3 separate regions of the Mus musculus genome follow, and regions 1 and 2 are each linked to region 3. The links are chromatin contacts, found by Hi-C or POLR2A ChIA-PET in ENCODE. All regions are on one chromosome and are shown on one strand. Each heading gives the region's core, a stretch centred on a gene start or an enhancer-like site at or near the end of the contact. The rest is flanking DNA. Distances are from core to core; before and after follow the strand shown. Region 1 overlaps Itsn1 (intersectin 1 (SH3 domain protein 1A)). Region 2 overlaps Itsn1 (intersectin 1 (SH3 domain protein 1A)). Region 3 holds the start of Itsn1 (intersectin 1 (SH3 domain protein 1A)).

Region 1 (2,946 bases), core at 113-2,612, 38 kb before region 3:
CCGCACGCTCTTCTTTAAGAAAGACAGGAAAGATATGAGAGCCTGAAGGAATGGCCAACCAACAATAAGCACAACTGCGAGACCCATCCCACGGGCAAGAACCAATCCCTGACACTATTAATGGTACTCTGCAAACAAGACCTAGCATAACTGTCCTCTGAGAGGTTCCACCCAGCAGCTGACCAAAACAGATGCAGAGGCCGAGAGCCAAACATTGGAAGAAGCTCAGGGAGTCTTGTGGAAGAGTCGGGGTAGAATTGAGGGATCTGGAGCAGACAGGAACTCCACAAGAAGGCCAAGAGAGTCAACTAACCTGGACCCTTGGGGGCTTTCAGAGACTGAACCACCAACCAAAGAGGCTGGTCCACAGGCTGGACCTAGGCCGCCCGTGTGAATGTAGCAGATGTGCAGCTTGATCTCCAGGAGGGTCCTGCAACAACTGGAGCGGGGCTATATCCCTGACCTGGCTGCCTGTCTGTGGAACTTGCTCCCTAACTGGGCTGTCTTGTCTGGCCTCCGTGGGAGAGAATGTGCCCAATCCTGCAGTGATGTGATGCACCAACCAGGGTGGGCTGGTACCAGGTGGGGCCTCTCCCTTCTTGAAAGAGAAGGAGAAGGGTGAGGGGTGAGGGATCTGGGAGGAGAAAGGCAGCTGTGATCGGGATAAATACATGAATTAATGGAGAAAAAAAGAATTGAAAAGTTTTTTTAAAACAGCACAGCAAAGAAAATTTAAAAGTTTCTGATTTAAAAAGTTTCACAATGACAATGTAATTCAAAAGAAAAAAACTCATTTTTTTTCCAATTTCATACCTTTTGAGAAAGGTTCAAAATTCCCTCATAACCAATCATTTTGTATGAGCTAATTTTATATTTATGTAAAAGTGTTTAAATACAATATAATGAATGTATCTAGAATTCTACCTTCAAGTAGGTTTGTTCTCTCCAGAGCTGGGTGCATAATTTCATTCTTACAAAATTCATTCAAACTGCTAAGTTTCAAGGTTCCAAGACTAAACAGATTTTGAAAAATTAATTATTGTCACTAAAGGGTAGAAAGGCTCACTAAACATCATTCCTATAAATATGGACATTAGAAAACTAACCCTTCGTCTCCTCTTCAACCAAGCTTTTCTTACATGGCTGAGAGTTAAAATGATCTCACCAAGCTTTTGTCAGAGGGAGGGAAGCTTTACTGAGGAATCTGGCCTACTTACAGGAAGTCACTTTGACTTGAAAAACTTTCCACAAGCGACAAATGAAGGCCACAAAAGTCAGAAAGTCGATAAATAGAGATTTCTGATACTAAGGAGAGCCCCCCGCCCCTTGCTGGTAGGAGGGCCAGTTATGCCAGCTGCTAAGGAAAGCAATCTGACAGCTCCGAAGCAAAAGTAGAAAGTCACTGCACCAATGATTCATCACCCATTAATCTGCCTAAAAAAAACCCAAAGCTAAATGATGTCAATTGACAGTCGCCATGGTGTCATTACAAACCAAAAGCATTTCTTTATTATTTGTGCCTGTGCGCACACACGTGTGCACGGGCTTCAGCACATATGTGGGGGGCAGAGTGCACCAGTCAGTTCTCTCCTTCTACCTGATAGGTGCCAAGGACTGAATTCAGGTCATCGCGCATGACAGCTGGCTCCGTTACCACAGAACCATTGCCAGCTCTTGAAGTCAGCACAGAGGCACACACCAGTAACTCAGCACTTGGCATATAAAGGCAGAACTGAGGGTTCAGGGGTTACGCAAGAAAACCCTGTCTCAAACACAGAAAGAGTAAGGGCAGGCAAGAGTCTGGTTATACGTTCAACATCATAGAATAGGTTACGTCCGCCACATAATCAAAAAGTGCTCACCAAGAGCAAATTTTTACGTGGTGCATAGTTTTAGAAAACACAGAAAAAAAGCAAAACTAAGAGAAGTTGGGTAGGTTATAAATATCCATTAACAATCCAAAGCTTGAATAATGACTGTTTCTGCTTCCATGTCACTACATAAACCAAGAGAGCCCTGTGGACTCCTAAGCTGCCTAAGACCTCCCTAAGGCCCACTGGGGGGATCCATCCTGGCTAAAAAGGAGAAGCAGCAGCACAAGACTAACCTACAGCAGAGAGGGGCTGGGAGCGCAGGGCAGCGAGGTGGGGCACACTGTTAGCCCTGTGTGCCCGGATTTCAATCAGTGTCAATCAGGTGTGGCAGGTAAAGCCCCACAGCCCCACGCCTCGCATAAAGAACATAAGTGTGTGGGGGGGATGAAAGAATGCAGGGTTCTTTTTATTTATTTTGGTTTTCAGAGATTAAAGGTGAGTGCCACAATGCTCAGCCAGTAAGACTCCTTGTCAGTCAAAGAAGGCATCCTAGGGAAGTCCTGCCATAAGCCACCACCCCTGCAGCAGAAGAGGGGAGATAAGATCTCTCTATGGGCTTAGACTTGAGATCCTAGCACAGCCTCCCAGGGGTGGGAGAGCAGGCCCTGCCCACAAGCTAGCGTCTTCTAATACACTACAGAAACTCCAGGGAACCAAAGGTACAAAACCACTCCCTTTTATTCCTCTCAGAAAATCAAGTGAAATCACTTAAAAACAGGCACCAAGCACCATCTAACAAACAGCTGATTCATAGGGCTTACTTGATAATTCACCCATAGTTAAACAATTTTTCATGAAAACAGATTAATGGTTACAATTAAGCTTTCTATTGAGAACATCTGAAATCCCATTTTTCATTTCCTTCCTTTGACTACTATAAGAGGCAACACACAGAAATCTCGCAAAACAAAAGTTCTTCTGATGACTATTTAAAGGGAACAGAACCGGACCCCGACCGGTGCAGATGCGCCATCTGTGCTCCGTTTCAGCCAAGTGGCTCGCACTTAAGTGCATGCCGCAGGGGAAAGCGCACCTTTGCAATGGCACCGGTGCTGGCAACAGCCGGAGCTGT
Region 2 (3,089 bases), core at 222-2,721, 60 kb before region 3:
GCCCCGGCTAGCCTGGAACTTGCTATGGAGAGAATGACTGTAAACTCCTGCTCCTCCTGCTCTAAGTGTTAGGACTACAGACTGTGAAATGCTACACAGTGTGTTTCTTGGTTCGCTGACTAGGTATTAGCATTGTTAATGCGTCTTCTATGTTGTGCGAGAGCTCTGGTGCTGAGCTCCCCACAGTCACTAGGACGCCAAGGTCCCTGGGTTTATTTAGTTCTGTTTTTCAGGTCTTAATCTACATCTTCTGGGCTGATGATGTTTTGCTTTGGCCTTCATCTACTGAAATAAATACCAATGTTGACAGAATCTCGTGGTCCTGAATGAATATTGTGTCTCTGGTTTCAACTCAAGCAGGTCAAAGTGTTGTGAAACTCACACACTGTGAAAGTCTGCTTGTTTTGGGGCTCTGCATCTGTATTCGGGATAGGACGTGGTGGCCAGTGAGTTGTTCTAGCTTGCCAAAGCTTTCAGATTAAAGACATAAGTGAGGTGGTGATCTTTCCTTCTTCTGCAAAGTGTCTCCAGCATGCTCAGCTACTTCAAATGCCTCACAGGAGAGAAAGGTTCCTGGTACCAATAACACGCATGCGCTATCTATGGTTAAACAGAGGAGCAGGCAGATGCCCACCCTCCATCCCCCACACTTCTCCTCCTGAAAGGCATTCTTGGTGGAAACTAGAAAAATTTAATGGGTTAAGGAAGAAGAGGCCTTTAAATAAGAATATAATTAGACTAATTTAATGCTTCTAAAACACTCTGCACTTCTTCCGGCAGGCACGGAGAAAGAGCCATGTAGCTCTAGCCTCTGGGGCTTCACCTGCAGGCACCAAGCACAGGTCTGCTACGCTGAACCTCAAGTCCGCAGCTCTCAGAAAGACTTTCCCCTGAATTAACAAGCATGACTATTAAAACTCCCTAGGAACAGAGAGCTCCCAGGAAGCTCTGAAAGCACAGCTCCTCACAAGGCTCACCCTCTCCTCCCTGCTCAGCACAGCAGACTCCAGCTGCTGCTCCTTAACAGCAGCCATGCCACTACTCAGGGATTTCTTCTCCATGAACTTCCATCCCTCCCAAAGCAATTCAGTCTGGACAATACTGACACCAAATTTACGTCAGAAGGACAAGTGTATGGTAAACCCAGCAAGCAACCGTTGCATGTGACTCTGGAAGCTGGTGCTGGAATCAGGTTAGCGGGGCAGGTGTCAGACACAGGGTAGGGCTTATATGATAAATGTCCCTCAGTCTCTGGCATTTGAACACGCCGTCTCCAGGTGACAGCCCTGTTTAAGGAGGCGTAAGTGTGGCCTTGCTGAAGGAAGTGTGTCACTATGGGTGCGCTTTGAGGTTTAAAAGACTCCTCTCTAAGCAGTCTCTGTTTCCTGCTTGTGGTTAAAGATATGAGCCGTCCTGTTGCTATGCCTGCTGCTGGCCTTCCTGTTTCCCCAGTGTGATGGTGACCACTCTTATCTCTGTAAGCCCACAAGCCCACAATGCACCAGGCCATCTGTAAGTTGCCTCGGTCATGGTATTTTATCACAGAAACAGGAAAGTAATTGTTAACACCAATGGTGTGCTTCTCTTGTTTGATTTATACAAATAACACAAATCACACACCACTCTCACACACTGTTGGTGGGGAAATTACAACCCCAAGTGGCAAGAGAGCCACATAATCATTTACTTAGAACCAGCAACCGCACTCGTATGGACTGACTCTGAAGGTACATTTAACAACATAAAACACATGGCTAGGAGCTGTTCACATCAGTGTTTCTATAACCACCATATCATCAAAAATCACAGTACACGGAAACAACCTAGTGTGGATGGGCAGAAGCACTATGGCACGTAGAACCATGGAGGCACGCCTGCTACCATGACAGGAGCTATGTGCTGAGGAGAAAACCAGGAGGATATATTAAGTAAGAAAGGCAAAAAATTAAAGTAGGTTTATAGTGTACTGTTAATGTAAAGAAGAAATAAACTACATGTAAACACAAAGCATTATACATTCTATGCCTGCATTTAATCACAAGAATAAACAACAATAAAAATAACAAGAAACGGCGGTCTAAGTGAGAACAGAGAATGCTGAGCAGACGGGGAGCACTTCCCAGCACACCCAGAATGCACTGCTGCTTTCAGAACCTTGTTAATGAAGCTCCACACAGACATGCCACACACAGGCCAGTCATCTGCCATTTGGTGCCCACTAATATAAAAGCAAGTCCAAGCAATAAGGAAGATTAAACCAGTTTGGAAATTCATTCATTAACACTACCACCACCACCACCACACACACATACACACACACACACACACACACACCCTCCCCCTCCCTTTGGGTACACCTGCTACAGTGTGAGCATTATCTAGAAATTAAGAATAGACCTAGTCGGTCTCTACCTTTTTGTTTAGAACAAATCAGATTAGTATGGGTGGTGCCGAGTATGCTATGACCAGAGTGAAGGGCGGGAGCTTTGTTTCAGTGGTCAAGCCAATCCACTGTTCGGCATTCTCTAGGCCCCCTGGAATAGAGACCCCCCACTGAGAGTGGACATGATGGGAGAGGAGTAACTAGGTGAACTTAGGACAGATTCACCAGAAAGCACCTCTTTGCAGGATGACAAACTGAAACCAGCAAGACAGTGAGCAGCTATGTGGGTTCTGCAACTGCAGGAAGGAGAAACAGCAATCCAGTGGTCCTGAAACAAGGGGAGACCTGCCCTGGTGAGGAACAGAGAGTTAGCTTCTGGAGTGGATGCTGTAGACAAGAGGGCCGAGATGACAGCAAAGAGGAAACGAGACAAAGCAAAAGCAGGATCATACTGGACTTGGACATTTGGTGACAGCTTTGGATTTTGTCTCAATGAGTCTTAATTAACTTACTAATTGGTTTTATGTGTATGGGTATTTGGCTGCATGTATATATGCATGTACACGGTTGCTGCCTTTAGAGGCCAGAACAGGGCATTTCATCCTTTGGAAATGGAGTTACAAACAGTTGTGAGCCATCATGTTGGTGCTGGGAATTGAACCCAGGACCTCTTAAAAAAGCAGAGTGCTCTTAAACATTGAGCCAT
Region 3 (2,778 bases), core at 115-2,614:
TCAGCGGGATTAGTAAACCGGCCTCCCTGAAAATAGAACTGATATTTTCCACGGGCATTTGTTCCCATGCTTTCACTATCTATGCTATTTATCAGACTCTTTTTTTCTTTTTTATCCTCCGTGTTTCCGACCACGAAGTACCAAGAGAAAGATACCAACCGATAAACACAAAAGAACCGCATCTGGCCAGAGTCTGCATGCATTTACATTTCCAGGTTGCTTCTGTTTTCCGAAAAGCAGTGATGAGGGCAAAGTCGCAAACTTTCACATTCAAGATGCTACCAAATACCTCTACACCCTCAAGCTGCAGCAAGAAGCCACTAATCTATTCCTTCAAAAGCAAAGCCTGTAGTCTGAATCACAACAATAGAAGACTGCTCATAGGCAAGAGGATCAGCGAAGTTGTCTTCCAAAGCAAAGGCAAACAGAAGTGAAGGGAGATCCAGCCAGCTCCTCCTTGCTTTTCTTTCTTTCTTTTCTTTTTTTTCTTTCTGGGAATCCGGATTGCATTTTCTGGTGCCCCCCCCCACCCCCAAGAAGGGACCGCAATTATGCACTGGGTCCACAGCAGACACCCGAGTCAGTGCGTGCGCAAGGAGGGCGAAGCGGCCGAGAAGGGGACGCACGCCCGCTGCAAGGGTAGCCGCTTTCTGTTAAATGCCATCAGAGCCAGCCCCGGCCGCACCACTTCGGCCCAAACGGCATTGACCGCCCTTCACTTGACAGGGTATTCCAAGCAGGCGCTAGAGAAAAAGGATGAGCCGGGGACTCGAGGCCGGGGGCACCCGCGGGCGGCGCGATGCGGCTCCCGCGAGCTCGGGATCCCCGGGAGGCCGGGTCGGCCCGCCACCCTCCGGCGGCCGAGGGCAGAGGGGTCAGCGGTGGAAGGACCGCCCGCCGCGATGCCCCCCACGGGAGCGCCGGCCGTGGCTGCGGACGCCCATTCAGCCCGAACCCGTCCCGCGGCCGCCACCGCCGCGGCCCGCCCGCCCCGCTGCCCCCGGGGAGGATGAGAAAGACCGGGCGGAGCGGCGACGGCGGCCGCAGGGACGCGCGCCCGGCCGCTGGACCCGACCCCGGGGCGGCCATCGCCGACCCCCGCCCGCGCGCCAGGCCGCCCGCGTCAGCTCCTCACCTCATCTCCGGGCGGGTGCGCGCGGCCGCCCCTCACACAAATCAGTGCAGCCCGCACGCCGCGCGGAGGAACGCCGAGTCCGCAGCCGCGCACACCATCCCCGCCCGCCCGCCTGCCTGCCTCCCGGCCGTCCCGGAGCCCGCTCGGGATGCTCCCTTGCGAGCCGCCGTACTACGGAGCAACCAAGCTGCGCGCCCTCCCCGCGCCGCTCCACTCCTCTCGCCCTCCTTCGCTCCTTCGCTCCCTCACTCCCGCCTAACTCCTCATCTCCCTCCGCCGCCGCCCCTCCGCCCACAGCCTGCCCTCCGCCCCACCCATAGATGGGCGGGGATAACCGCCTGCCAATCGGACGGCGGAGACCACGCCTTCGCTCTCTCCTATGACTCCGCCCACTAGGTGGGCAAAAAAGAAGAAAGGAGCCAAAGGAAATAGAGGTGTACAGAGTGACAACGAGATACACCAATGAAGTAGTTTGGATAGCACCCCCCCACACACACACACTTTTTTCCCCTCCCATCCTTGTCTCGTCCCTTGAAGGCGTAACTAGAGGTTTCTGCTCTATGCGTGCGGAGATTTTGTTTCACGATTTGGCGCTTTGCTCTTTTCTATGCGCGACAGTAGCTAGGATACATTCAACTAAATTGAAGGTTTTGCAGAAAGAGCGTGGGCACGAAAGGCGAAAGACACAAAGACTGAAGAAAGATGGTAGGGGTTACGGTTGGAATGAGGAAGGGTGTGGCCTTTTACTCTAATTTGCATAAAACGGAACCCATCTTGGCAACGCCCAACTTCTCCCATTTATTGGTGGTCCCTGGGGCGGCGACTCGTCTCTCTACGGGAAGCAGCATGCTGGGAGATGTAGTTCCGGGTTCAGTTGCCATGGCGTTCGTCACAGCCTCCCCCAGATCGGTCATCCTGCGGTAGTGACGGGCAGTCTGACCAATGGCAGTACTGTTTGGACCCAAGAAGGCGGGCTCTCTGCAGAAGGACTGGGAAGGTGGCGGCGGCGAAGGCGCTGGCGGTTGAGGTTGCTCCGAGCCAGGTGAGCCAGGGAAGAACGATGTGTGTCTCTGAAATGGGACTTTGGGCGAAAAATGGAGAAACGCCTGAAGGAGCTGTCTAACCCTGGGGAGACTGGTACTTCGCATCACACGCCGACCTCAGAGATGCCCTGGCTCAGGCCTAGCTTGGCCGAGGCCGCCGAGGGGCGGGTAATACTAGATTTGACGGACAGTTCCTGACCCTGGCTAGGTTTTGATTGTAGACTGATCTTTGCTTCTTCCTCCGCGTTTATGGAGGCAAAGGTCTAGAACTGCCTTTCTCCTGGGTTGAGTCCTCCCCGCCCCCAGCTTCTCCCTATCACTGTTTCTGATGCTGTCTCTATTACTACTTCCCTTGTCACCCTTCTTATCCTTCTCTTTGCATTTCCAGTAAGCGGTTTCCTAAAGCAAACAAGGGTGGGTGTTCGCAGTAATGGGGCCTTGGGTCAGGAATTGCCTGCTTCATTGAGCCGGCCATACTTGAGCCATACTAAAGAATTATCCCAGGGTCGTGAGGAGGTGCAGATACTGATTCTGGATTTGGGCCTGGTGGTCTGCATTTGCTTTTTAAAAATTATATATATATATCTATATATGGCATTT

Evidence for each region. A loop is a pair of places that touch in the nucleus more often than their neighbours do. ChIA-PET counts read pairs that join two places held with the same protein, here RNA polymerase II (POLR2A).
Region 1: a map of gastrocnemius shows a loop between it and region 3 (2.6-fold over the local background). The contact joins the enhancer-like site here to the promoter of Itsn1 in region 3. A Hi-C loop is called at or near these places in 6 of 37 maps with a recorded cell type or tissue (gastrocnemius, heart and left cerebral cortex). POLR2A ChIA-PET finds 5 or more read pairs at or near these places in 2 of 5 experiments (Patski and embryonic stem cell).
Region 2: a loop to region 3 is called in a map of heart, with 2.5 times the contacts of the local background. The contact joins the enhancer-like site here to the promoter of Itsn1 in region 3. A Hi-C loop is called at or near these places in 9 of 37 maps with a recorded cell type or tissue (adrenal gland, heart and left cerebral cortex).

Annotation. Positions count from the first base shown.
Region 1 is chr16:91,766,023-91,768,968 of GRCm38, reverse strand. All of the region lies in intron 1 of Itsn1 (intersectin 1 (SH3 domain protein 1A)), which reads right to left. Among named protein-coding and RNA genes, the nearest start is that of Itsn1, 38 kb to the right of the region's middle. Within about 2 kb of position 1,362, at least 2 of the 3 ENCODE cell types and tissues checked have a DNase peak (open chromatin) inside an H3K27ac peak, as active enhancers do; they include gastrocnemius and heart, where a contact is called at or near this core.
Region 2 is chr16:91,788,238-91,791,326 of GRCm38, reverse strand. The region is part of intron 4 of Itsn1 (intersectin 1 (SH3 domain protein 1A)); the gene reads right to left. Among named protein-coding and RNA genes, the nearest start is that of Itsn1, 60 kb to the right of the region's middle. Within about 2 kb of position 1,471, at least 1 of the 3 ENCODE cell types and tissues checked has a DNase peak (open chromatin) inside an H3K27ac peak, as active enhancers do; it is heart, where a contact is called at or near this core.
Region 3 is chr16:91,727,957-91,730,734 of GRCm38, reverse strand. It overlaps Itsn1 (intersectin 1 (SH3 domain protein 1A)), which reads right to left and starts at 1,364. Exons shown (of 39, transcript NM_010587.2): 1 at 1,136-1,364. Cryzl1 (crystallin, zeta (quinone reductase)-like 1) reads left to right here and starts at 1,933. Exons shown (of 13, transcript NM_133679.2): 1 at 1,933-2,177. It overlaps Gm46543 (a long non-coding RNA gene), which reads right to left. Exons shown (of 3, transcript XR_001781880.2): 3 at 2,154-2,216.